Linked DNA regions of Homo sapiens: region 1 is linked to region 2. The links are chromatin loops, found by intact Hi-C in ENCODE. Cell type or tissue: IMR-90. All regions are shown on one strand. Links, peaks and the distances in the headings refer to the core of each region. The heading gives the core; the rest is flanking DNA. Region 1 overlaps SPTBN2 (spectrin beta, non-erythrocytic 2). Region 2 has its middle 12 kb from the start of NPAS4.

Region 1 (2,896 bases), core at 267-2,766, 290 kb after region 2:
GGACAGTGGCATCCAGCATCAGGTCAGGGGAGGGCAGAACTGGTCACATACACTGGGCTCTGTCCTGGCCCTCACCTTGGCCTTCTCCTGGCCCATCATGTGTAATTCCTGCTCGCCCATCCAGGCCTCCGCCTCGGCGGCATCGCGGTAGAACTGCTGGGCTCGCAGGGCATCCTCCAGTCGCTTCCCTCGAAGTTCCAGCTCGTGGCCCAGGCGTTTCCACATTTCCTGCAGCTCAGCCAGCTCTGGACCTGCTGCTGCTGCACCTAGAGCACGCTGCCGCTCCCTCAGGTCCGCGATCCGGGGCTCATGGCCCTGAATCTCTTTCTGCAGGGTCTGCCCATGGCCACAGAAGAGAAAATGCTGAAAGTCCTGCCCCAGCCCCACGTGCTCCCGGAGACCACCCTTCACCCCTGTGCCTCTCTCCTTCCTGGGTCCTCTGCTCCCTCTCCTAGCCTGGGGGTGCGATGGTAACACCCGTCAGCCGCCCAGCCCCCACTATCTCCTACTGAGAGGACCCACCCTCCCAAGGTGAGGAAAGACAGCCACTGAAGTCCAGGGTTACACTCAGCATCGAGGGGGGCCTGGTCTTAAGAAAAAACACGTCCAAGTCTGGGCAGGCTCCTGGGAACTTCTCTTTTGCCTTCAGCCTCTGCCTCACCTGGTTTTTCTTCATGAGAAGCTGGACGCTGGGCAGGTCCTTGCCATGCTCCATGGAGCTGGCCATGGGCAGCCGCTCTGTCACCCACAACTGGAAGAGGAAGAGGGGGTCAGTGGAGGCCCAGAGGGCAAGGCAAGCAGCAGGGACTGATTAGTGGGAGTGGGGACACCTGGGGCTACCGCCCTGTGTGTGGGGAACAGTCATCTCTGGTTCTGGGAGGCATCTCCAAGTCTCCCTATAGGGGAGATGGTCAATGCCAAAGAGAAGAGGGAATAGAGCCCTGCTGGCATCTCCCTGGCATCCAGGAGGGAGGCTGGAGAACCACATGGCTGGGGGCAGCTTGCCGTCCTTGGCCCCAGTGACTCACAATCTCATCTTCCACATCGCGGTGGAACTGGTGCTGCTCGCGAGAAGCCTGCAGGCGCCGGCAGCGTTCCCGCATGGGCTGGCACAAGGCCCTGAACTTCTCCTCCACGGCCCTCGAGGTTCTCTCCACCTCCCCTGCACCCTGGTCCTCCTGGGCCAGTGCTTTGGCCTGGGCCTGGATTGCCTCCACCTCCTTCTCTCTCACAGCCATCTCCCATTCCAGCATCTGCAAACCGCCAGGAGGAAGGACATGTTAGCTCTGCATTTCCGCCTTCATGCCCAGCAGAGACACCAACCAGTCTCTATCCAGCCCACTGTGGCTGCTCATCACTGCAGCTCACCCAGGGAGAGCATCCCCTCATGGGCTGGATCAGTGGATCTCGAACTTTATATGCACAAGAATCCAAGGGCAGGGGTTGAAAAAATCCCTATTGGGTACTGTGCTCACTACATGGGTGATGGGTTCAATTACACCCCAAACTTCAGCATCACACAATATAACTTATAACAAACCTGCACCCACACCCGCGAATCTAAAAGATTGAAATTAAAAAATCCAGGGTAGTGTGATAACTGTGCCCATTATCAATTCATTGTCTCTCCATCCCCAATCCATCGTGGCCCTGCTTTGAGACACTGGAACTGGCCCCTGGAAACATTCCTCCTTTGCCAGCAGGCACAATCTAGGCCTTGTCAGCAGAGGGCGCTGGAGGGACACCACAATGCCTAGCAGATGTGGGGCATTCCACGGTTCCAAGGTGCTTTTCTTCCTCCTACAGCAAAACTGTCCACAGTGCGCAAGAGATCCGGTGGCTCTTACTCTCTGGCAAGTTTTGCTGCACTCTAGTGGCCACTTCCTGCTGGCCAGCCTTGGCTTGCTGGCTTCAGACATGCTCTGGCCTGTGATACCCCAGCAAATTTCCAGGCCATTCAGTGGGCCTCCGCCCTCTCCAAGGAGGTCTGAGACTCAGCCATCTTGCTCCTTCCTGGGGGACTCCTCAACCCCAGAGGTGTCAGCTGCTCCCTACACTTCCCATTCTGCATTCTTCAGAGCAGGGACCAGCAAGTCCAGCCCACTGCCTAGCCTTATAAAGTTTTTATTGGACCACAGCTGCACCCCTTTTTAAAAAATTTTTTGAGACAAGTCTCGCTCTGCCACCCAGGCTGCAGTGCAGTGGCACGATCACAGCCCACTGCAGCCTCGACTCTCCAGGCTCAAACAATCTTCTCACCTCAGCCTCCTGAGTAGCTGGGACTACAGGCACACACCACCACCACGCCCAGCTAATTTTTGTAGTTTTTGTAGAGATGGGGTTTTGCCATGTTGCCCAGGCTAGTCTCAAAACTCCTGGACTCAAGTGATCCGGCCACCTCGGCCTCCCAAAGTGTTGGGATTACATGTGTGAGCCACCACACCTGGCCATACCCCTTATTTTACATATAATCCGCAGCTGCTTTTCCTTACAAGGGCAGAGTTGAAGGGCTGTGACATAGACCTTACGACCCATGAAGCCCCAAAAATTTACTATCTGGTGCTTTACTGAAAAAAGTTTTCTGACCCCTGCTATAGAGTTCTCTTTACCACCTTTTACTAATTTATACTTCTGTTTTTTTTTTTGAGACAGAGGCTTGCCCAGGCTGGAGTGCGATGGCATGATCACGGCTCACTGCAACCTCTGTCTCCTGGGTTCAAGCTATCCTCCTCCCTCAGCCCTCAGCCTCCCAAGTAGCTGGGATAACAGGCGTGCGCCACCACGCCTGGCTAATTTTTGTATTTTTAGTAGAGACGGGGTTTCACCATGTTGGCCAGGCTGGTCTTGAACTCCTGACCTCAAGCGACCTGCCTGCCTTGGCCTCCCAAAGTGCTGA
Region 2 (2,896 bases), core at 301-2,800:
CACAGTATATATAAAATTAGAGATATTGCTGGGTGCAGTGGCTCATGCCTATAATCACAGCACTTTGGGAGGCCCAGGCAGGCGGATAACCTGAGATCGGGAGTTTGAGACCAGCCTGGCCAACATGGTGAAACCCCGTTCCTACTAAAAAATACAAAAATTAGCTGCACCTGCAATCCCAGCTACTTGGGAGGCTGACCCAGGAGAGCTGCTTTAATCCAGGAGGTGGAGGTTGCAGTGAGTGAGCCGAGATTGTATCACTGCACTCCAGCCTGGGCAACAAGAGCAAAACTCCATCTCAAAATAAAATAAAATAAAATTAGAGATATTGATAATTGGGGAGGAGGGGGAGAGACTGGAGCATCTAGCTCCTATGAACACCCAAAACGCTGGAAGATAGGGAGACCCCCTGACCCTCTCCTGACTGTGGGCTGCTTGGTTTGTTAACGGTGGAGTAGCTTAGGATGGGCTCCTTCGTTCATCCTAAGGAGCAGGGGCTCACAGAGATGTGTTGGACTCACTTTCACCCTGCTACCTCATCCTAAAAAGCTCTGGGTCAGAGGCCCAGAGACCTGAGTTCCACCCTTGGCTGTCTGAAACCTCCGGAAAACCATTTCACTTCTCCCAGTCTCAGTCTCCTTATCTGTACATGGGAATGATTTTAATGCTCACTGTCCTGCTTATCTCAAGAGACTGTGAGGCTGGTCAAAAGAGACAAGGGGTGTGGAAGTGAAAGGGCCCAAGAGCACTTTTCACAGTCTTGAGTGCAGGAGGCCGTTCTGCCCCGTGCTGCTATGGGATCTTAGGCAAAGCCACAACTTCTTTCGGCTTCAGTTTTTCTCACTTTAAAATGATAATAGGCCAGGAGCGGTGGTTCACGTCTGTAATCCCAGCACTTTGGGAGGCTGAGGCAGGCAGATTGCTTGAGTCTAGGAGTTCGAGACCAGCCTGGGCAACATGGCAACACCCCATCTCTACTAAAAATACAAAAATTAACTGGGTGTGGTGGTGCGCGCCTGTAATCCCAGCTACTCAGGAGGCTAAAGCGAGAGGATTGCTTGAACCCAGGAGACAGAGGCTGGAGTGAGCTGAGATCGCACCACTGCACTCCAGTCTTGATGACAGAGTGAGACCCTGTCTCAAAAAATAAGTAAAATAAAATGATAATAATATTCTGCATTACAGAGTTGCTGTGAGAATGGAGTAATACGAGGAAAGCACGTAGCAAGTGCCTAACACATGGAGCGCGCTCGCTGAACGTTAATCACAAGTGTGATTGATCACAAGTTAATCCTAAGTGGTAAGAATGAGTCCCGCGTTAATCAGGGTTCTGGTGTGAAAATTGCTGAGTTCTTTTATGCTCTTCCCCTCTTGCAGACGCCAGAGGGCGACATAGACGGCGGGACTCCAGCCGCCAAGCACGCCCGCCGCAGCCCCACAATCGGCCACGCGGTGGCGCTAAGCCACACAATGCTTGGTTTGCCGCAGGCTTTGGGGAGCAGAGGGCTGACCGGGGGAGAGCGGAGACCGGGTAAGGGGGGCCTTGGGAGCCAGGGAGCCCTGAACCAGAGGGTCAAGGACCCCTGGACGGAGTATTCCCCGGGCTCCCGGGACACAACAAGATCAGCTGGGAATGAATGGGTCCTGGGCTTTTGGGAATCTGAGTGGGGCATCCCTTCCTCCGGGCGCCGGGCTGCACCCCCTTACCCTGGGCAGCCGCGGGGCCGTGACGCCTGGCGGAGGGGGCGCGCATCTCGGCGCGCGCCGGTCTTCGCAGTGGCTCATTCATCGCCGCCGAGGCACGCCGTTGCCATGGGGACGTGATGCAGGCGCGGGGAGCGGGAGGGAGAGGGAGGCCCCGGGTGACGTCCGCGCTCTTCTCGCAGCTAGTCTCCCGCGGCCTCCCAATTCTTGCCTAATTTGGAAGAGAGCCGCAGCCCTTCTGCTGATGCGCGCGCGCTGGCGCCTTTTTAAGGCAACTGGCGGAGTGGCGGCTCCACCAGAGCCTGGGAGCTGCCCCCGCCCCCGAGCCGCGAGCCCCGCGCCGGGCCGGGGAGTCCCCGGCGCCACACGCCCCCACCACCCCCATCTTAGCGCCCCCCACCCTCTATGGAGACATTTCAACCAGGGAGAAGGGAAGTCCTGCCCTTGCCCCTCGCCCCCGCCCTGCTCCTCCAACAGGGGAGACTTCTGTCCAAACCTTGGAAAGAAACGAGATGCCAGGCCTAGCGCCTTCGGGGATCCTCTCTGGACAAGGCCACAGGGTGAAAACACCAGGTGAGGACTTCACTACCCTTGGGGCCACCATGGGACCCTGGAGACCTTTGCCTCCCTCCAGGCGCCCCCGACCCCTTAAACTTTTTCTCCCTGAGCTCAGCCTGGAGCAGAGTTAGGATCCTGGGAAAGCCCCTTACCAGTTGCTCCAACCCCCTCCTTAAACTGGAAGGGAAACTGAGGCCCAGAGAAAAGTAGTGATTGACTAGGGCCACATGGCACGTTCCTAGAGGAAGAGCATGGGCCAGAACCCACAGATGCTGACCTCCTGGCCAGAGGTCAAGGCATTCCTTATGGTTGAGCATAGCCAGCCCCGTGTGCCAGTATCCAGCCCCTGCCCTGCACCAAGCAGAGGGGCTGGACACCTCTGTCATGGCACCAGCTGCCTCTCCTTCCCCAGCACAGTCTGGACCTGGGCGGACTTTTTGGAAAAGCTTCTGGATGCCACGGACTCCACGACCAACCAACTAGGTTGCTGCTGCTTGCAAACATCGCCTCCATTGAAGGATTCCTGCAGCCACCAGCTCTGGAACTTTCTGGAACCAAACATTTCCCCAGACTGCCTACAAGGACCAATTGGCCTCTGGATGTAGGTGTGGCCTGCAGGGGTCCGGCAGGGCTC

Evidence for each region. Peaks named below come from ENCODE experiments on the same cell type or tissue, not always from the same donor. Only the 100,000 strongest peaks of a DNase experiment are listed, where the experiment ranks them.
Region 1: a loop joins it to region 2, with 8 times the contacts of the local background. A loop is called at or near these places in 18 of 110 quality-filtered maps.

Annotation. Positions count from the first base shown.
Region 1 is chr11:66,693,111-66,696,006 of GRCh38, forward strand. SPTBN2 (spectrin beta, non-erythrocytic 2) reads right to left here. Exons shown (of 38, transcript NM_006946.4): 22 at 1,029-1,253; 23 at 662-751; 24 at 76-336. Among named protein-coding and RNA genes, the nearest start is that of RBM4B, 17 kb to the left of the region's middle. RefSeq lists an enhancer at 1,707-2,207. In IMR-90, for the core only: a CTCF peak has its summit at 1,768 (motif pointing right); a DNase peak (open chromatin) is centred at 1,801.
Region 2 is chr11:66,407,186-66,410,081 of GRCh38, forward strand. It overlaps a transcript of NPAS4 not described here. Among named protein-coding and RNA genes, the nearest start is that of NPAS4, 12 kb to the right of the region's middle. RefSeq lists a silencer at 1,716-1,775. In IMR-90, for the core only: a CTCF peak has its summit at 1,413 (motif pointing right); DNase peaks (open chromatin) are centred at 1,436 and 1,856; H3K4me3 peaks cover 387 bases; H3K27ac peaks cover 649 bases; H3K27me3 peaks cover 189 bases.